Linked DNA regions of Homo sapiens: region 2 is linked to region 1. A link is a loop called in an ENCODE intact Hi-C map of the cell type or tissue named here. Cell type or tissue: transverse colon. All regions are shown on one strand. Links, peaks and the distances in the headings refer to the core of each region. The heading gives the core; the rest is flanking DNA.

Region 1 (16,573 bases), core at 7,433-12,432:
CTCCAGCCTGGGCAACACAGAGAGACCTCAAAAAAAAAAATTCCAGCGTGGCAACATAGCAAGACCCCATCTCTATTAAAAATAAAAGGCTAGGCTGGGCGCAGTGGCTCACACCTGTAATCCCAGCACTTTGGGAGGCCGAGGCAGGCTGATCACGAGGTCAGGAGATCAAGACTATCCTGGCTAACACGGCGAAACCCCATCTCTACTAAAAATACAAAAAATTAGCCGGGTGTGGTGGCGGGCGCCTGTAGTCCCAGCTACTCGGGAGGCTGAGGCAGGAGAATGGCGTGAACCCGGGAGGTGGAGCTTGCAGTGAGCTGAGATCGTGCCACTGCACTCCAGCCTGGGCGACAGAGCGAGACTCCGTCTCAAAAAAAACCCACAAACAACAAACAAACAAACAAAACCAACAACAACAACAAAAAGAAAAAAAGAAATGTCCAGGACAGACAGACCAAGCCACAGAGACAGGAAGGGGATGCATGGATTCTCAGGGATGGGGAGGGGATGGGGAGTGACAGATGATGCCCCAACCACAAAGGATGATGGGAATATCCTGGAATTAGAGGTGACAGCAGCACAGCACCGTGAAGGCACCAAATCCCACTGAATTATTCACTACAATGCTTAATTCTGTTTTTCCTTTTTCTTTTCTTTTCTTTTTTTTTTTTCTGAGATGGAGTCTCGCTCTGTCGCCCAGGCTAGAATCCAGTGGCGCGATCTCGGCTCACTGCAAGCTGCGCCTCCTGGGTTCACACCATTCTCCTGCCTCAGCCTCCTGAGTAGCTGCGACTACAGGCGCCCGCCACCACACCCGGCTAATTTTTGTATTTTTAGTAGGGACGGGGTTTTGCCATGTTAGCCAGGATGGTCTCGATCTCCTGACCTCGTGATCCGCCGGCTCGGCCTCCCAAAGTGCTGGGATCACAGGCGTGAGCCACCACGCCTGGCCCTGGACATTTCATGGAAATGGGATCACACGCTGTGTGGCCTTTCGTGTCGGGCATCCGTCTGAGCCCTACATCCTCAGGGTGCATCTGCGCTGTGGCTGGCGTCAGAGCCTTGCTCTCTGCTCCTCTCCGTTTCCATCCACGCCTGGCTCCCGTGAATCGTGCCACTGTTTCCTTCCACGCCTGGCTCCTGTGGACTCCGTCCATGCCTGGCTCCCGTGAATCATGCTGCTGTTTCCTTCCACGCTTGGCTCTCGTAACTCGTGCCACTGTTTCCTTCCACGCCTGGCTCCTGTGGCTCGTGCCACTGTTTCCGTCCACCCCTGGCTCCCGTGGCTCATGCTGCTGTGAACATGTTTATTGAGAGCCGCTGTGTTCGGTTATCTGGGGTGGATTCCTCGGAGCCGCACGGTGGGGTTAGACGGCGCCGCTGTCTGGCTTTCTGAAGCACTGATCCATGTTTTCCACGGCGGCTGCCCGCTTCCCATTCCCTCCCAGCAGCCAGTGTGGCTTCTCCTCCTGTGGACTAAACCCGGGGCCCAGGATTCAAACGCCAGGGTGAGGCCTCAGCCCCGGTGCAGGGTGTGTGTTCATCATCTGAAAACCATGTGCCCAGGAGGGAATTGGGCAATTTCAGCGAGTTCAGGCAATCCTCCTGGAAGCTGCCTGAGATCCGGTGGGCTGGAAAAACTGGCCTGGATGTTTCCTGCCCCAGTTTTCTGAGTCTGGAAGTTCCTTTCCCTGAGAAGAGAAGCTCCAGGAGGTCAGTGACGGTCTATGTGTGGCCGCCTGTGGCTTTTTTTGTTTGTTTTGATTCGAACTCTCGCTCTGTTGCCCAGGCTGGAGCACAGTGGCACAATCTCGACTCACTGCAACCTCCGGCTCCTGGGTTCAAGCGCTTCTCCTGCCTCAGCCTCCCAAGTAGCTGAGATTACAGGCACAAGCCACCACGCCCAGCTAATTTTTGTGTTTTTAGCAGAGACAGGGTTTTGCCATGTTGGCCAGGATGGTCTCGAACTCTTGACCTCAGGTGATCCCAAAGTGCTGGGATTACAGGCGTGAGCCACCACTCCCAGCCTCTATTTTATTATTTAAAAAAAAAATTTTTTTTTGGCTGGGCATGGTGGCTCACGCCTGTAATCCCGGCACTTTGAGAGGCTGAGGCAGGCAGATCACTTGAGGTCAGGAGTTTGAGACCAGCCTGGCCAACATGGCAAAACCCTATCTCTACTAAAAATACAAAAATTAGCTGGGCGTGGTGGCAGGCGCCTGTAATCCCAGATACCCTGGAGGCTGAAGCAGGAGGATCGCTTGAACCCGGGAGGTGGAGGTTGCAGTGAGCCGAGATCTCACCATTGCACTCTACCCTGGGTGACAGAGTGAGACTCCCTCTCAAAAAAAAAATTTTTTTTTGAGACAAGGTCTTGTCCTCCTGTCCAGGCTGAGGTGCAATGGTGCAGTCATAGCCCACTGCAGCCTCGACCTCCTGGGCTCAAGTGATTCTCCCACCTCAGCCTCCTGAGTGGCTGGAACCATTGGGACCACAGGTGTGCACCATCATGCCTGGCTAATTTTTGTATGTTTTTTAGAGATTGGGGTCTTGCTGTGTTGCCCAAGCTGGTCTCGATTGCCTGGCCTCAAGCAACCCTCCCACCTTGGCCTCCTGAACTGCTGGGATTACAGGCGTGAGCCACCGCCCCCGGCCTGCAGCTCTGCTATTCATAACAGCCCAGCCCTGGAAGCCACCAAAACGTCCTTCGGCAGGCGAGCAGATAAACATCGAGAATGGAATGTTATCTGGGGCTAAAAGGAGAAGGGAGGAGGTGCCCTAAATCCATAATCTTTTAAAAAATAGGCCGGGCGCGGTGGCTCACGCCTGTAATCCCAGCACTTTGGGAGGTCGAGGAGGGTGGATCACAAGGTCAGAAGATCGAGACCATCCTGGCTAACACGGTGAAACCCCGTCTCTACTAAAAATATAAAAATTAGCTGGGTGTGGTGGCGGGCGCCTGTAGTCCCAGCTACTTGGGAGGCTGAGGCAGGAGAATTGCTTGAACCCGAGAGACAGAGGTTGCAGTGAGCCGAGATCACGCCATTGCACCCAGCCTGGGCTACAAGAGCAAAACTCCATCCAAAAAAAAAAGAAAAAATATATTTATATATATATTTATATATATTTATTTATATATTTTATATACATCTATTTTATTTTTTTTTTACTTTTTTGAGACAGAGTCTCGCTCTGTTGCCCAGGCTGGAGTGCAGTGGTGCAATCTCAGCTCACTGCAAACTCTGCCTCCTGGGTTCACGCCATTCTCCTGCCTCAGCCTCCCGAGTAGCTGGGACTACAGGCACCCGCCACCACGACTGGCTAAGTTTTTGTATTTTTAGTAGAGACGGGGTTTCACCGTGTTAGCCAGGATGGTCTCGAACTCCTGACCTTGTGATCCACCCGCCTCAGCCTCCCAAAGTGCTGGGATTACAGGTGTGAGCCACCGCGCCCGGCTGAATTTTTCTTTTTTTTTTTTTTTTTAAAGACGGAGTCTTGCTCGCTCTGACTCCCAGGCTGAGTGCAGCAGCACAATCTTGGCTCACTGCAACCTCCACCCTTCTGGCTAGAGCAATTCTCCTGCTTCAGCCTCCCGAGTAGCTGGGATTACAGGCACCTGCCACCATGCCCGGCTAACTTTTGTATTTTTAGTAGAGATGGGGTTTGACCATGTTGGCCAGGCTGGTCTCGATCTCCTGACCTCGTGATCCACCCGCCTCGGCCTCCCAAAGTGCTGGGATCACAGGCATGAAGCACTGCGCCCGGCCTGTCTTCTCCTTTTGTTCGTTATGAATCATGCCGCCTCGAACACGCGTATGGACCTGTGTTTTCCTTTCTCTGGGTAGAGACCACGGCGTGGAATGGTTTGGTCACAGAGGAACCCCCAGGCTGTTTCCGCAGCCTGACTGGTAGCTCTGACGTCCCAGCCAGGCTGTCCGGGGCCCAGGGAGAACGAGGTGGAAACTTGCAGATGCTCCCTGGGTGGAATCATTGATCCGGACGATGACTTATTCATGACAGCAGCTTGGTGGGGCCAGAAATTTCCATGGATTCCTGTTATAAATAGGGCTGGTGTGAGCACCTGGCTGCAGGGCCGGGCGGGAGGTTTGTCCTGTGATTGCTGGAGCCCGGGAGTTGGAAGCTGCGGTGAGCTATGATCACGCCACTGCACTCCAGCCTGGGCGGCAGAGGCAGATCTCATCTCTATTTTAATTAATTAATTTATTTTATTTTATTTTATTTTTATTTATTTATTTATTTATTTATTTATTTTGAGACGGAGTCTCGCTGTGTCCCCCAGGCTGCAGGGCAGTGGCGCGATCTCGGCTCACTGCAAGCTCCGCCTCCCGGGTTCACACCATTCTCCTGCCTCAGCCTCCCGAGTAGCTGGGACTACAGGCGCCCGCCACCACGCCTGGCTAATTTTTTGTATTTTTAGTAGAGACGGGGTTTCACCATGTTAGCCAGGATGGTCTCGATCTCCTGACCTCGTGATCCACCTGCCTCAGCCTCCCAAAGTGCCGGGATTACAGGTGTGAGCCACCGTGCCCGGCCCTATTTATTTTAATATTTATTTATTTATTTATTTTGAGGCAGAGTCTCACTCTGTCACCCAGGCTGGAGTGCAGTGGTGTGATCTCGGGCTCACTGCAACCTTAGCCTCCCGGGTTCAAGAGATTCTCCAGCCTCAGCCTCCCGAGTAGCTGGGACTACAGGTGCCCGCAACCACGCCTGGCTAATTTTTGTATTTTTAGTAGAGACGGGGGTTTCACCATGTTAGCCAGGATGGTCTCAATCTCCTGACCTCGTGATCCGCCCACCTCGGCCTCCCAAAGTGCTGGGATGACAGGCGTGAGCCACCGCGCCTGGCCTCAGCGTATTTATTTATTTATTTATTTGAGAAAGTGGGTCGTTCTGTTGTCCAGGCTGGAGAGCAGTGGTGCAATCATAGCTCACTGCAGCCTCAACCTCCTGGGCTCAAACAGTCCTCCCGCCTCGGCCTCCCGAGTAGCTGGGATCACAGGCACCTGCCACCACGCCGGGCTAATTTTTGGGTTTTTCATTACAGGGTTTTGCTATGTTTCCCAGGCTGATCTTGAACTCCTTACCTCAGGCGATCTTCCCACTGCGGCCTCCCAAAGTGTTGGGATTACAGGCATGAGCCACCACTTCTGGCCCCCTGTTTTCCATTATTTTGAGACCCCCCCAAATATTTAATGCCCAGATAAGTGGTGACCCGCCCCCCCCCGTGGACACACACTGCTGGCTGCCCTTCCAGCACTCACTGACCCCAGGGAAGGCTTGGGAGGCCCCAGAAGTGGATCCCGGGGAGGGGACTTGGGCAGCCCCCAGCTCAGGCCACCAGCATGGTCTGGGGGAGTGTCTGTAGGGGTACAGTCCTCACTCTGGACTGCTCCGCCACATGCATGAGTCACCTGTCCAGGCAGCACCCAGAGTGGACAAAACATAAACCATGGCCTCCCCATCTCCAGCACCATCTGTCTGGCTTAGCAGGAAACAGGGTTTGCAACCTCAAATTGAGGGTTCCAGGCCAAACCCTCAGATTTGCTCAGAAATATCCTAACATGGGCCGGGCGCGGTGGCTCACGCCTGTAATCCCAGCACTTTAGGGGACCAAGGCGGGCGGATCATGAGGTCAGGAGATCAAGACCATCCTGGGTAACACGGTGAAACCCCGTCTCTACTAAAAATACAAAAAATTAGCTGGGCGTGGTGGTGGGCACCTGTAATTCCAGCTACTTGGGAGGCTGAGGCAGGAGATGGCATGAACCTGGGAGGCGGAGCTTGTAGTGAGCCGAGATGGCTCCGCTGCACTCCAGCCTGGGTGACAGAGCGAGACTCTCAAAAAAAAAAAAAAAGAAAAGAAAAGAAAAGAAAAAAAGAAATATCCTAACATGGCCAGGCACAGTGGCTCATGCCTGTAATCCCAGAACTTTGGGATGCCAAGGCAGGCGGATCTCGAAGTTAGGAGTTCAAGACCAGCCTGGCCAACATGGTGAAACCTGGTCTCTACTAAACATACACAAAATTAGCTGGGCGTGGTGGCACCCACCTGTAATCCCAGCTACTCAGGAGGCCGAGGCAGAAGAGACGCTTGAGCCTGGGAGAGATTGTCCCACTGCATTCTAACCTGGGTGATAGAGTGAGACTCCATCTAAAAAAAAAAAAATTGCATTTTATTTTGAACAAATGAGTTTGTCCAAAGACACCATTAAGAGACTCAAAAGGGGCCAGGCACTGTGGCTCATGCCTGTAATCCCAGCACTTTGGGAGGCCGAGGCGGGTGGATCATGAGGTCAGGAGTTCAAGACCAGCCTGGCCAACATGGTGAAACCCCGTATCTACTAAAAATACAAAAATTAGCCGGGTGTGGTGGCAGGCGCCTCAGAAAAAAAAAAAAAAAAAAAAAAAAAGAAGAAGACTCAAAAGGAAAGTGCCAGACTGGGAGAAGGTACTAGCTAGCAGTGCATAATGTAATCAAGGACTCAGGTCCAGAATATATAAAGAACTCCCACAAATCAACAGGAAAATAAACAAACCAATTTGTTTTTGTTTTTTTTTTTTTTTTTGAGATGGAGTCTCGCTCTGTCACCCAGGCTGGAGTGCAGTGGCAGGATCTCGGCTCACTGCAACCTCTGCCTCCCAGGTTCAAGCGATTCCCCTGCCTCAGCCTCCTGAGTAGCTGGGATTACAGGCGCCCGTCACCATGCCCAGCTAATTTTTTGTATTTTAGTAGAGACGAGGTTTCACCATGTTGGTCAGGATGGTCTCAATCTCCTGACCTTGTGATCCGCCTGCCTTGGCCTCCCAAAGTGTTGGGATTACAGGCATGAGCCACTGCGCCCTTATTTTTTATTTTGTTTTGAGATGGAGTTTTGCTCTTATTGCTGAGGCTGGAGTGAAGTGGTACAATCTTGGCTCACTGCAACCTCCGCCTCCCGGGTTCAAGCGATTCTCCTGCCTCAGCCTCCCGAGTAGCTGGGACTACAGGCATGTGCCATGGCACCCGGCCCTAATTTTTGTATTTTTAGTAGAGACAAGGTTTCACCATGTTGGCCAGGCTGGTCTCAAACTGCTCACCTCAGGTGATCTGCCTGCCTTGGCCTCCCAAAGTGCTGGGATTACAGGCCTGAGCCACCTGTGAATTTATTGAGGGTGTTGGGAAATACCAGCCACAGAGGAGGATGCCTTGGTCACCTACTCAGGCCAGGATCACCCACCCCCTCTCCGGTGAGAGGCTGAGCACAGAGAGGTGGAGAAACTCACCCATAGCACCGAGGCCATCAGGGGACAGCCTGAGCTCTAACCTGCATCCAGGGGCCCTGGAGCTGGTCTCTCCCTGGCAGATCCCCAGAGCCGGCGCTATGCTTTAGGAGCCAGGAGCCAGTCCTCAAGCTCTTCAGGACTGTCCGGCCCCCAGCTGGCCATGCCTCGCTGCTCCTCACGGGCTGCCGGGCAGGAAACCAGAGCTCTGTTCTCGGATAGGGCAGGAGGCTGAGGCCAGGTGGGTGGGGCACCCAGCCCCTCACTCCCAGGCAGCCCCCTTCTCCATCCCTCTATCCCGCCAGCATTTGCTCCACACCTGCCCCGTGCGGGACTGGGGCTGGGCACAGCCTCTGGTGGCCTCATTTGGCTTGGGGTTGGTGTCCTGGGGACCCTGACTGGGGGGCCCTCCTGCTTGCCTGCACAGCCGGAAGTCTGAATCTAGGCCCCACGGGCCCCTTCTCTGGTTGAGACTCCATCAGCTGCGCAATCCAGTTTCCTCAGGCGGCTCCCTCTGGGCCTCAGTTTGCTGGTCTGTGAAATGGGAATAATAAACATTTTTTGCTGGGTGCAGTGACTCACACCTGTAATCCCAGCACTTTGGGAGGGTGAGGCGGGCAGATCACCTGCAGTCAGGAGTTCGAGACCACCCTGGCCAACATGGCGAAACTCTGTCTCTACTAAAAATACAAAATTAGCCGGGTGTGGTGGCATGTGCCTGTAATCCCAGCTACTCAGGAGGCTGAAGCAGGAGAATTGCTTGAACCCAGGAGGTGGAGGTTGCAGTGAGCCGAGATCTCACCACTGCACTCTAGCCTGTGCGACAGAGCAAGACTCCATTTCAAAAAAAAAAAAAAAATGAGCCCATGATTTTGTTCTCTCCCCTGGTCACCCTAAGTAGAGATGGAGTCTCTCTACGTTGGCCAGGCTAGTCTCCAACTCCTGAGCTCAAGTGAGCCTCCTGCCTCAGCCTCCAGAAGTGCTAGGATCACAGGCATGAGCCACTGAGCCCTGCCCAGCTATTTATTCTGCCATATTTACTGAGCAACAGCTGTGTGATGAGGGGAGCGTTCACCAAAGCCTTGAAAGAAGTGAAGAAATGAACCCAGTGGGTACCTAGGGAAGGGAAACCAGGCAGAGGACATGGCCGTGCAAAGGCCCTGGGGCCGGACCTCACCTGGGGAGGCAAAGGCCCTGGGGCAGGACCCCGCCTGGCAAGTTGGAGGAACAGGGAGGAGGCCCGTGTGGCTGGAGCAGAGGAAGGGGGGAGACAGGGAGGAGGGAGAGTAGAGAGGGGACTGGGCAGAGGAGGGGGAGACAGGGAGGAGGGAGAGGAGAGAGGGGACTGGGCAGAGGGGGAGACAGGGAAGAGGGAGAGGAGAGAGGGGACTGGGCAGAGGAGGAGGGGGAGACAGGGAGGAGGGAGGGGGAGACAGGGAGGAAGGAGAGGAGAGGGGACTGGGCAGAGGAGGAGGGAGAGACAGGGAGGAGGGAGAGGAGAGAGGGGACTGGGCAGAGGAGGAGGGGGAGACAGGGAGGAGGGAGGGGGAGACAGGGAGGAAGGAGAGGAGAGGGGACTGGGCAGAGGAGGAGGGGGAGACAGGGAGGAGGGAGAGGAGAGAGGGGACTGGGTAGAGGAGGAGGGGGAGAAAGGGAGGAGGGAGAGGAGAGAGGGGACTGGGTAGAGGAGGAGGGGGAGATAGGGAGGAGGGAGAGGAGAGAGGGGACTGGGTAGAGGAGGAGGGGGAGATAGGGAGGGAGGAGGGAGAGGAGAGAGGGAGGAGGGAGAGGAGAGAGGGGACTGGGCAGAGGAGGAGGGGGAGACAGGGAGGAGGGAGAGTAGACAGAGGAGGGAGAGGAGAGAGGGGACTGGGCAGAGCCTTGTGGGCTGCACGGAGGACTTGGGCTTCTACCCAGAGGGAAATGGGAGCCATGGAGGGCTGTGGGCAGAGCAGGGACACCCCCAGTCAGCCTCACAGGCGCCCTCTGGCTGCTGTGGAAGAGCCACCGCACTCGGCCACTTCCGGCTAATTTTATTTATTTATTTTTATTTTTATTTTTGAGACGGAGTCTCACTCTGTCGCCCAGGCTGGAGTGCAGTGGCTCGATCTCGGCTCACTGCAAGCTCCGCCTCCTCCCAGGTTCAAGTGATTCTCCTGCCTCAGCCTCCTGAGTAGCTGGGACTACAGGTGCCCCCCACCACACCCGGCTAATTTTTTTGTATTTTTAGTAGAGACAGGGTTTCACCTTGTTAGCCAGGATGGTCTCAATCTCCTGACCTCGTGATCCGAGGGCCTCGGCCTCCCAAAGTGCTGGGATTACAGGTGTGAGCCACCGCGCCCGGCCCTGCGGGCTCTGTTTTCAACCTCTAAATAGTTGGTCAGGGCTGGGCTCGATGGCTCACACCAGTAATCCCAGCACTTTGTGGGGATGAGGCAGGAGGATCACTTGAGGAGTTCAAGACCAGCTTGGGAAACATGGTGAGAACCCCATCTCTACAAATAATTTTTTTTTAGATGGAGTCTCACTCTGTCATCTCTACAAATAATTTTTTTTTTTAGATGGAGTCTTCCTCTGTCACCCAGGCTGGAGTGCAATGGCTCAATCTCAGCTCACTGCAACCTCCACCTCCCAGGTTCAAGCAATTCTCCTGCCTCAGCTTCCTGAGTAGCTGGGATTACAGGTGAACGCCATCACACCCGGCTATTTTTTTTTTTTTTTTTAAGTAGAGACGGGGTTTTGCCACGTTGGCCAGGCTGGTCTTGAACTCCTGACCTCAAGTGATCCACCCGTCTTGGCCTCCCGAAGTGCTGGGATTACAGGCGTGAGCCACCGCGCCCGGCCCTGTCCAGGCTTTCAAGGAGCACTAAGCAAACACCATCCGGTTACGGGAATGAGAAGGTGAGAGTGGCGGCAGGTGCGTTTTCTCCCTGGCGGGGCGAGGGCCGCGGCTGCATCCTTGGTGTTTGCCGCCCTCTGGTGGCAGCGTGCATCGGCTCCTCTCCGGCTCACACCAGAAAGTCACATGGAAGTCATTGTCTGGTGACAATTCGTTAATTTACTTGGTCAGAACCAACATTCATTCTTTTTTTTTTTTTTTTTTTTTTTTGAGACGGAGTCTCGCTCTGTCGCCCAGGCTGGAGTGCAGTGGCGCGATCTCGGCTCACTGCAAGCTCCACCTCCTGGGTTCACCCCACTCTCCTGCGTCAGCCTCCCGAGTAGCTGGGATTACAGGCGCCCACCACCACGCCCGGCTAATTGTTTGTATTTTTAGTAGAGACGGAGTTTCACCATGTTAGCCAGGATGGTCTTGATCTCCTGACCTCGTGATCCGCCCGCCTCGGCCTCCCAGAGTGCTGGGATTACAGGCGTGAGCCACCGCACCTGGCCTCAACATTCATTCTTATTCCTCACTGATTTTCACCAGGTGCCCGGTGACCCTCATGACGTCCCCCAGGGCAGGGATGTCAATGTGGCGACTTCACTTACAGATAAGGACACTGAGGCTGGGAGAGGGGTAGGCCTTGCCCAGGGTCCCTCAGGGGCATGTGGCAGAGCTGGGAATCTGTCCTGGGCTTGGAGCCTGAGCTCCCAACACCGAAGGAACCTGAGGATGCTGTGTGGCACCTGGAACCAGCTGAGCCTGAAGCTGGCCCTACATTGATGTTTCAGTTACGGGAACCCATAAAGCCTAGTTTTGCCAAAGTCAGTCTGAGTTATGTTTGCTTGTGTCCTCTCCTAAATCTCTTTATTTTATTTATTTATTTATTTATTTATTTTTGAGACGAAGTCTTGCTCTGTTGCCCAGGCCGGAGTGTAGTGGCGCGATCTCAGCTCACTGCAACCTCCATCTCCCGGGTTTAAGTGATTCTCGTGTCTCAGCCTCCTGAGTAGCTGGGACTAGGCACGCGCTACCACGCCTGGCTAATTTTTTTTATTTTTATTTATTTTTTATTTATTTATTTTTATTTTTTGAGATGGAGTCTCGCTCTTGTTGCCCAGCCTGGAGTGCAATGGTGCGATCTCGGCTTACCACGATCTTTGCCTCCTGGGTTCAAGTGATTCTCCTGCCTCAGCCTCCCGAGTAGCTGGGATTACAGACACCTGCCACCACGCCCAGCTAATTTTTTGTATTTCCTAGAGACAGGGTTTCACCATGTTGGTCACGCTGGTCTCAAACTCCTGACCTCAGGTGATCCACCTCCTGCCTCAGCTTCCCAAAATGCCAGGATTACAGGCATGAGCTACCATGCCTGGCCCCTGCAGGGTTAATTAAAATGGAGTTGAGGCCAGGTGCAGTGTCTCACGCCTGTAACCCCAGCACTTTGGGAGGCTGAGGCGGGTGGATCATCTGAGGTCTGGAGTTCCAGACCATCCTGCCCAACATGGAGAAACCCCGTCTCTACTAAAAATACAAAAATTAGCCAGGCGTGGTGGTGGGTGCCTGTAATCCCAGTTACTCCGGGGGTTGAGGCAGGAGAATCGCTTGAACCCAGGAGGCAGAGGTTGTGGTGAGCTGAGATTGCGCCGCTGCACTCCAGCCTGGGCAACAGCGTGAGACTCTGTCTCAAAAAACCAAACAAACAAAAAAGAGAATTCTCCTCCTTTCCCTGGCATATCATGATACACTGAGCCAGGAGGAAACCAGGAAAGAATATGAACTCCCTCCTGCTAGCAGCGAGCGCCAGCGGACAGTTTTGCCCGCCCCAAAGGCCTCTGTGATTGCTGTGATGTCCGCAGACCTTCCAGACACGCTCTCCCGCCCCTGGAAATTTCACTAGGAATTCGTCTAAACCTCTCACAGAGTAACTTCTGGAATGTGTCTGCTCAGCAGGCAGAATTCTGTCTGATTTTCCAAGGGGCTGACTCATTACAGGAATTAAACTAAATCTTTTTTTTTGAGCACAGTCTTGCTCTGTCGCCCAGGCTGGAGTGCCGTGGCGCGATCTTGGCTCACTGCAACCTCCGCCTCTCGGGTTCAAGCGATTCTCCTGCCTCAGCCTCCCGAGTAATTGGGATTACAGGTGCGCACCACTGCGCCCGGCTAATTTTTGTATTTTTAGTAGAGACAGGGTTTCACCACATTGGCCAGGCTGGTCTCGATCTCCTGACCTTGTGATCCGCCCGCCTCGGCCTCCCAAAATGGTGGGATTACAGGTGTGAGTGACTGTGCCCGGCAAACTAAATCTTAAAAAAACAGGACAGAATAGGCCGGGCGAGGTGGCTCACGCCTGTAATCCCAGCACTTTGGGAGGCTGAGGCAAGTGGATCACCTGGAGTCAGGAGTTCGAGACCAGCCTGGCCAATATGGAGAAACCCTGTCTCTACTAAAAGTACAAAATTAGCTGGGTATGGTGGGGGCGTGGGCCTGTAATCCCAGCTACTCGAGAGGCTGAGGCAGGAGAATCACTGGAATTCAGGAGGCAGAGGTTTCGGTGAGCCGAGATCACGCACTCCAGCCTGGGCAAATGGAGCGAAACTTTATCTCAAACAAACAAAAGGACAGAATAATACAAGATGAAAGTGCACATTTTCTTTTTATTTTTAAATTAATTAATTAATTCTTTAGGACGGAGCCTTGTTCTGTCGCCCAGGCCGGAGTGCAGTGGCACAATCTTGGCTCAGTGCAACCTCCACCTCCTGGGTTCAAAGGATTCTCCTGCCTCGGCCTCCCGGGTAGCTGGGATTACAGGCGCCCACCACCACACCTGACTATTTTTTGTATTTTTAGTAGAGACGGGGTTTCACCATGTTGGCCAGGCTGGTCTCAAACTCCTGACCTCAGGTGATCCGCCCGCTTCAGCCTCCCAAAGTGTTGGGATTACAGGTGTGAGCCACTGCATCTGGCTTCTCTTGGTCTTCTGCTGAGTGAGCAAGTCCCCAAGGACTTGGGGACAGATGTGAGGTGGAGCCCTGAGTGATTTGCTGAAGTGACTTCTGGGGTACAGGGGCTACACTGTTGGAGTCTGCGGTGTGTGGCAGGCTGGGTTATGTGGGGCTCAAATGTCTGAGCCTCGGTCTCTCCTCTGGACAGCAGGGTGGGGTGCCTTCAGGAGCAGGACCATCCGGGCTGTTACTGTAGCTCCTGCTGCCCCCCACCCCGCTCTTGACTGAGGGGTCTGCGGGCAGCGACACCAGATCCCACTGGCTGGGCTCACCCTTGAGCAGCAGAAGCTGCATCCTGCTTCTGAGAATTCTTTATGGCACAGGACAAAGAAAATCATGGCTGAGAGGAGAGCAGGTTTTAAGAATTTAGGATGAGGGCCGGGCGTGGTGGCTCACGCCCATAATCCCAGTAATTTGGGAGGCCGAGGCGGGCGGATCACCTGAGGTCAGGGGTTTGAGACCAGCCTGCCCAACATGGAGAAACCCCGTCTCTACTAAAAATACAAAAATTAGCCGGGCGTGGTGGCGGGCACCTGTAATCCCAGCTACTCGGGAGGCTGAGGTGGGAGAATCCCTTGAACCCGGGAGGCGGAGCTTGCAGTGAGCTGAGATGGCGTCACTGCACTCCAGCCTGGGCGACAGAGCGAGACTTCGTCTCAAAAAAAAAACAAAATACAAAAAAACAAATTTAGGATGAGACGGGGAGGGAGGAAAGCAAAAATCATGGAAAAAGAGAGAGGTCAGGAGGGACAGAAACAGGGAGATAGACGTGGAGAGAGAGGCCTGAACACCAGAAATGGACAGACAGACAGGAGAGATAAAGGGCTGGGGACCTGGTGTTGGGTCTGGAGGATAGATCGTGGCTTCCGATCCAGAGTTGGGGGTGGACATCACTTCCTGCAACGAAGCAGGCGGTTCTTCTTGAACCCAGCGCCCAGGGGCAGTGAGGGGCATTACGGGGTCAGGGGAGACCCTGCCGAGCCTCTGAGAACTGAGGCCGCTGTGGGACCATCTTGCTGGCAGGACGATGGGCAGGGTGAGGTGACCGTCCAACTGGGATGATGTGGGAATAATGCACCCCTTGGTGACGCGGTGTCTGGCAACAGGCCACAGCCAGGGCCAGGGACACTGAAGACGGGGACCCTGGCCGCACACAGAGCCTTGCCCTTTGGTCTTGGCAGGGGGCTTGTGCAGGGCACAGCCTGTGCAACAGTCCTGGCCGGCCCTGAGCAGAGGTGACTGAAGAGTCACGGAGAAGGGGGATGTCGAGATCCTCTGGTGGGCAGAACAATGGCCCCAAAGACATCCCTTTCCTAATCCCCGGGACCTGTGGCCGTGTCACCTCTCGTGGCAGAAGCACCTGCAGATGGGACTGAGTAATGGACCGTGAGACAGGAGAACATCCTGGGTGACATGGAGGCCCAGTGTCCTCATAGGGCCCTCACGAGAGGAGGCAGGAAGGTGAGCCTGAGAGAGACAGGGAGAGATTGCCTTTTTTTTTTGAGACAGAGTCTCACTCTGTCACCCAGGCTGGAGTGCAATAGCACGATCTTGGCTCACTGCAATCTCCACCTCCCCAGTTCAAGTGATTCTCCTGCCTCAGCCTCCCAAGTAGCTGGGATTACTGGCATTTGCCACCAGGCCCAGCTAATTTTTTGTATTTTTAGTAGAGACGGACTTTCACCATGTTGGTCAAGCTGGTCTCGAACTCCTGACCTCAGGTGATCTGCCCGCCTCGGCCTCCCAAAGTGTTGGGATTACAGGCGTGAGCCACTGCGCCCAACCATGTCTGCTGTTTTAAGTCATTAGGTGGGTGGTGATTTGTTATAGTAGCCAGTGGAGGCTCACACATCCTCAGAGCACAGGGACAGAGGGACAGAACATGGGGCATCGGGGGAAGATGGGGTGGCAGACAGTGGAGAAACTGATGGGACTCACCCAGGACTGTGTGTGAGGCCCTCCCTTCCCGCAGGCCCCACGTTTGGTTCTTGGGGTTGGAATAGAATTGCCCCGACATGAAAGAAGTCACCAACTATGGCCACTGAGCCTCCCTCTATGGTCACATAACCTGCCTCCTCCATCAGACTGGGGTCCCCCGAGGGCAGATGCCTCCTCCATCAGATAGGGTCTCCCTGAGGGCAGAGGCCTCCTCCGTCAGACTGTGGCCCCTCTGTGGGTAGATGCCTCCTCCGTCAGACTGGGGTCTCCCTGGGGGCAGGGGCCTCCTCCATCAGCCTGGGATCTCTGTGAAGGCAGATGCCTCCTCCATCAGACTGGGGTCTCCCTGAAGACAGGGGCTCTCCCTCCTCCCTCAGTCTCTGCTCTGCCCAGATGTAGCCCCTCAGCCCCCTTCCCCCGCCTCCCCAGGGTCCCCACAGCCCCCACTGCCCAGCTATTTCGGTTCCACATCTGCCTGCCTGGGCCCGGCGTGGCTGCGCGGTTTTCCCTGAGGCAGCGCAGCGGACACTGAGCAGCCAAGGAGGAGACACTGGCCTAGGTGTAATTAACACCCGCTGCTCCCAGCAGGGTTGGGGGAGCCTGGGGGCCGAGGCCTGCTTTGGGGGGTGTCTGAGGACACGCCCCTGCCATCAGGCACTGAATCCAACGTCAATGGTCCCCATGTGCCGAGAGCTTTACGTAAATTAACTCCTACTGCCCGGGAGCCTGGTCCTATCGTTATCCCTGTGTGTCAGAGGGAAACTGAGGCATGGGGCAGTGAGAGGACCCCCCCCCACCCAAGGCCACACAGCAGGCAGCAGAGCCAGGACTTGGGTCCAGCGCCCACGCCTCTGACCAGTAGGATCTGGCTTCCCTGGATGTGAGCCTGGTATACATGCGGAGCCGAATTAATGACCCTCCGGCCTCCTCTGAGACCAGAGTGGTGAGGGATTCAGCAAATGCTTAATAAGCACCCTGGGTACTGCGATGGACGTGGTGAGACGGGGCTGGAGGAGCCGGGCTGGTGAGGTTGGGCCCCGGGCCTGGTGTTGCTGAAGGTGCCTCTCCATGATCAATTGTCAGTCACTCAACAAGCATCAGCTAAGCACCTACTGCATGCAGATGCTGGCAACCCCCCCATGGGAACCTGACAGCCCCACAGGCTCACGGCCTAGCGGGGTGGAACCTAATGTCGCCAAGAAAATGAAACAGAGAGTGGAGGCCCAGGGGACTTTGTCCGGACCAGGCAGGGACCAAGGCAGGCAGCTCACTCCAGGTTTATTTCAGGGCAGTTTGGGGGTGGGGGACAAAGACCCCCCTCCAGCTCCTAAACTGGGTCACTTTTCTCCCAGGTGAAGGGGACCATCCTCATGGGATCCTATCGATGTGAGAGCTTTGTGTCCACCAGGTGTGGCTGGGTGCACCAAGGTGAAGGGTTTGAGGGCTGCACAGGGACCCCCAG
Region 2 (5,017 bases), core at 1-5,000, 80 kb before region 1:
CAGCCCACGATGCCACCCCAGGTCCCCACGAGCGGCCCCGACGCGCCCCTCCGTCGCAGCCTCCACCCTCCCCAGGCCTCTGGCCTCCGCCCCTGCGCCCCCCGCCCCGCCCGGCGGCACCTGGAGAATCACGATGTCGTTGAGCAAGTTTACGGGGTCGTAGCCGTTTTCGAAGATGCGCTGCACGGCGAACACCTGCCGGGTGGGCTCCCGCCGCGAGAGGTTATGGGCTCCCAGGACCACCCGCACCGCGCGGACGTTTCTGCCGGGGAGGGAGAGGCGGGGCTCAGGGGCGGCCCCGGGGGTCGGGGCTCAGCCGCGCCTTGTCGTCCCCATCCGGCGACGGGCCTGAGGGCGAAGGTGCTCGAGGGGCCCCGCGGGCCCTGGACGGACCCCCCCCCGCCAGCAGCCCCGGCCCCGGCCTCCCCCCACCCACCTCACAGACCGGGACGCGGGGTCCGAGCCGGGCGCGCACACTCCCGGCTACTCACACATTCGCCACGCAGTGCGCGGCCGACATGACGAAGTTGGGCGCAATCAGGGTGGCGCCGCAGAAGTGGCCTCCGCGCAGCTGCAGGGACACCATGAAGGGCCACGCGTGGGGCCGCGCTCGCCGGCCCCCCACAATCTCCGAGGCCAGCGCGGTGCCTGGGGACACACCGGGTGCGGGTGCTGAGTGCCTGCCAAGGAGCCTGTCCCCTCCCGGCCACGGGGCCTCTGGATCCCCCACCAGGAACCCACGGGATCCCCCACCGGGAACCCACGGGATCCCCCACCGGGAACCCACGGGATCGGGGCCGTTCGCACCCCTGTTGTTCAGATGAGGAAACTGAGGCACGGAGAGGCAAAGGGACCTCCCCACGGTGCCCCTCCAAGGCACAGACAGACCTGGACTTGAACCCAGAGGGCGACCTGCGACCCCCCCCCCCTCCCCGGTTTTCAAACCCCAACTCTGGGCTCCTGGTGGTGGCTTCACCGCTCAGAACCTCAGTCTCTTCTGGTCTCCTTGTCCCAGCTGGCACCTCCCCTGTGAGGATGAGGGACCCACACTGGTGGGGCCCTCTATGGAGAGGTGGGAACAGAACCCGGGACAGAGGGAGCAGCGGGAGGTTGGACTCAAAAACTCACCCCCCAGCAGCAAGGCCGGCAGGACACAGGCGAGGAAAAGACACGCGAGTCGGCGGCCGAGGGTCATGGTGGGGCTGGGGCTCCGGGGTCTCTGCCCCTCCGTGCCCGCCCGGCTCCTCTTATAGCCCTGTGCTGGGAGGCCGTTGCATTGCCCCACGGCCGGCCAGCGCCCTCCACTTCCTCTCCCCTGGCACAGGGCGTTGATGAAAAGGGGGAGAAGGGGGACAAGACGCTGGATTGGCTCGGGTGGGGCCTCCAGACAAAATTCAGGATGCACAATCGCATTCAAATGTCAGATAATCAATGTGGGTTTTTTAATTTATTTTTTTGGAGACAGAGTCTTGCTCTATCGCCCAGGCTGGAGTGCGGTGGCGTGATCCCGGCTCACGGCAACCTCCGCCTCCCAGGTTCAAGTGATTCTCCTGCCTCAGCCTCCTGAATAGCTGAGATTACAGGCACCTGCCACCACTCCCGGCTAATTTTTGTATTTGTAGTAGAGACAGTGTTTCGCCCTGTCGGCCAGGCTGGTCTTGAACATCTGACCTCGGGTGATCCGCCTGCCTCAGCCTCCCAGAGTGCTGGGATCACAGGCGTGAGCCACTGCGCCTGGCTAATTTTTTGTATTTTTAGTAGAGACGGGGTTTCACCGTGTTGGCCGGGCTGGTCTCGACGTTTTTTTTTTAATCTAAGTCTCTTCCAAATGAGGCCCAGGATATACTTACCCGAAATTCAGATTTAACCGAGCGTTGCTGTGTTTTTGCCAAACCTGCCAAACCTAGACCTGAGGGACTTGATGGGGGTGGCCTCGCCTGCCTCAGTTTACCCAGGGCCCCGTGATACCGGCCACATGCAGCTGTGTCGCCTGCCTCTGTTTATCCAGGGCCCCGTGATACCGGCCACATGCAGCTGTGTCACCTGCCTCAGTTTACCCAGGGCCCTGTGATACGGCCACATGCAGCTGTGTCGCCTGCCTCAGTTTACCCAGGGCCCTGTGATACCGGCCACATGCAGCTGTGTCGCCTGCCTCAGTTTACCCAGGGCCCTGTGATACCGGCCACATGCAGCTGTGTCGCCTGCCTCAGTTTACCCAGGGCCCTGTGATACCGGCCACATGCAGCTGTGTCGGGCACTCACTGCGCAATAGGCACTTCTCTGGTCCTTCCCAGGGTTCCTGTTTGGGAACTGAGGCACGTCAAGGGCCTCCCCCAGGAGCTGCGAGTGTAACCCAGGCCTCTGGGACCCGCAGCTGGACGGAGATCTGGGGCCGGCTCACTCCAGCCGCTCCCTGAACCTCAGGGCTCATTCTTGGGGGCCAGGCCTTCCATCCTCTCCTCGTCTGTTGCCTCCAACGGGGAACTCACTTTCACCCAGGCTCACGGTCAGTCCCTGGACACCAGCTGGGGCTCTGACAATCTCTCCCGCCCTTCTGCCTTGGTGAGCTTCCCTGAAGCCCTCCCCGCCTGAGGCAGGGGCTGGGCGGGCATCTGGCAGGGCTGCTGGAGAGAGAATTCCTGTCCAGGCCGGGAGGCTGGAGTGAGGACCAAGCCTGAGGGCTTCCGCCTGGAGGAACTGGCAGGGGAGCTGGAGTCCCAGCTGCGGGAAAGGGATTCCCAGGACCCAGCCCCGGGCTCCGGGCCCCGTTCCTCTTCCCATCTCCCCCACGATGTTCCAGCTGCAACGGCCGGGCCAAGGCTGTCGCAAGAACCAACGTCCTCCTGGCTCCAGGACAAGGGGAGGGGAAGGGAACCAACGGGCCTGTCTCCAGGAATAGGCGGGGCGAGGGCACCCGGGGACACGCAGAGCCTGGGCCAGGCTGGAGTCCTGACGTGACCACAGGCAAGTGGACCCCCATGGCTCTCGGGTTAGGGAGACAATGGCCCTGCCCTCCCAGAGCCTGGCACACAGCAGGCGCTCAGTCCATGTCTGCCCTGTCCTCAGCTTAATCAGACACACACTACCCTGCCTTCTCCCCTCCCCTTTTGGCAGGGTTCCCACCTTGCTGCCTTAACATCACCACAGTGCACTTAGTAAGCGCCTACTGTCTACACAGCCCTGTTTCAAGTCGGGGGTGGGGGGATTTCAGGGGTGGGGGACGCCGTATCTTTGGAAGGGGCTTGGCCTCCAGCACGGAGATCAGACTTGGCGTCAGCTGCATTTATTGAGCACCAGCTGTATACTACATTCTCACGTGCAGTCATTATTAAGTGTGCCGACGCTGGGTTCATATCCTGGTTCTGGTGTGGCCATTTGGCCACTGTGTAACTTCAGGCCCCTGAAATAAACTCTCCGTGACTCAGTTTCCTCCTCTGTAAAATTATAATCGTAGGATCCATCACATAAACCTGTCAAGAGGATGAAATAAATTCACGTTCATAAAGTTCTTAGCTAAGAAAGTGTTGTCTGGCCGGGCGCGGTGGCTCAGGCCTGTAATCCCAACACTTTGGGAGGCTGAGGCGGGTGTATCACCTGAGGTTGGGAATTCCAGCCTGACCAACATGGACAAACCCCGTCTCTACCAAAAATACAAAATTAGCCTGGCGTGGTGGTACCTGCCTGTAATCCCGGCTACTCGGGAGACTGAGGCAGGAGAATTGCTTGAACCTAGGAGGCGGAGGTTGCAGTGAGCCGAGATCATGCCACTGCACTCCAGCCTGGGCGACAGAGCGAGACTCCGTCTCAAAAAAAAAAAAAAAAAAAAAAAAAAAAAGAAAGTGTTGCTTTGAGAGCTGGTTCACCATTAACTGTGGCAGGGAAGGTAGGGGTGTTATGGTCACAGCGGGTGTAGACTCCGAGGGGGACGTGGGGTCTTCTGGGAGGCCAGGAGATTGCTAAGATTACAGTGACCTGGAGGTGTTCATATGTAAAGAGTCACTGAGGACCCACCTGGGCAACACAGCCAGACCCCGTCTCTACAAAAACTAAGAAAATAGCTGGGTGTGGTGGCACCTGTAGTCCCAGCTACTCGGGAGGCTGAGGTGGGAGGATCACTTGAGCCCAGGAGGTTGAGGCTGCGGTAAGCCAAGATTGCACCACTGCACTACAGACTGGGCGACAGAGTGAGACCCTGTCTCAAAAATAAATAAGTAGGCCAGCTGTAAATAAGTAAGTAGGCTCACGCCTGTAAACCCAGCACTTTGGGAAGCTGAGGCGGGTGGACCACCTGAGGTCAGGAGTTCGAGACCAGCCTGGACAACGTGGTGAAACCCTGTCTGTACTAAAAATATAAAAATTAACTGGGCGTGGTGGTCTGTGCCTGTAGTCCCAGCTACTCCGGAGGCTGAGGCAGGAGAATCGCTTCAACCCGGGTGGCGGAGCTTGCAGTGAGCCGAGATCACACCACTGCACTCCAGCCTGGGTGACAGAGCGAGACTCTGTCTCAAAAAAATATTAAAAAGAAAAAAAAAACACCAGCAATGAGCTTCATTTCTTCTCTACACGTGTCCTGGAGCAGGTCGTCCCCTCTCTGTGGCTAATGCCTCCTTCTAGTGGCCACTTGCCCGTCTTTGAGCTGGACTGTGAGTCCCACCTCTTCCCCGCCTCGGACCTCCCCTCTGGCCACCCCCCCACCCAGTTCATTGCTCATGCTTCTACCAGGGAACTCCTGCCCTGCCTACCCCTCCTACGAGAAATAGCGCTCCAACCCCATTACCCCTCCCCTGCACCCACATCCCTCCCCTGCCTGCCCTCCTCCCCGTCCCCTGGCCTCTAGCCCTCAGGTCTCTGCCTGGACTGTGCCCCCTGCCTGGCAGCCCTTCGGATGTTTCTGTTCACACCTTGATATGCAGCTCTGGCACTGCCACCTCCTCCAGGAAGCCCCCCAGGCTGCTTCCCCATCCCCATCCCCTTCCTCAAGGAGTCCCTGAGCCAGCAGGGACAGTTCTAGGAAACG

The links. A loop is a pair of places that touch in the nucleus more often than their neighbours do. Peaks named below come from ENCODE experiments on the same cell type or tissue, not always from the same donor. Only the 100,000 strongest peaks of a DNase experiment are listed, where the experiment ranks them.
Region 2: a loop joins it to region 1, with 2.1 times the contacts of the local background. A loop is called at or near these places in 42 of 110 quality-filtered maps.

What each region holds. Positions count from the first base shown.
Region 1 is chr19:764,118-780,690 of GRCh38, reverse strand. It overlaps MISP (mitotic spindle positioning), which reads right to left. Exons shown (of 5, transcript NM_173481.4): 5 at 16,373-16,573. Among named protein-coding and RNA genes, the nearest start is that of LINC01836, 10 kb to the left of the region's middle. RefSeq lists a silencer at 1,388-1,682 and an enhancer at 1,254-1,968. In transverse colon, for the core only: CTCF peaks have their summits at 9,282, 10,065 and 10,264 (motif pointing left); a DNase peak (open chromatin) is centred at 10,210; H3K27me3 peaks cover 340 bases.
Region 2 is chr19:848,507-853,523 of GRCh38, reverse strand. ELANE (elastase, neutrophil expressed) reads right to left here and starts at 1,221. Exons shown (of 5, transcript NM_001972.4): 1 at 1,129-1,221; 2 at 492-648; 3 at 121-262. The coding sequence starts at 1,195. RefSeq lists an enhancer at 1,987-2,699. In transverse colon, for the core only: no CTCF peak of the experiment used is centred there; a DNase peak (open chromatin) is centred at 2,793; H3K27ac peaks cover 1,587 bases; H3K27me3 peaks cover 4,794 bases.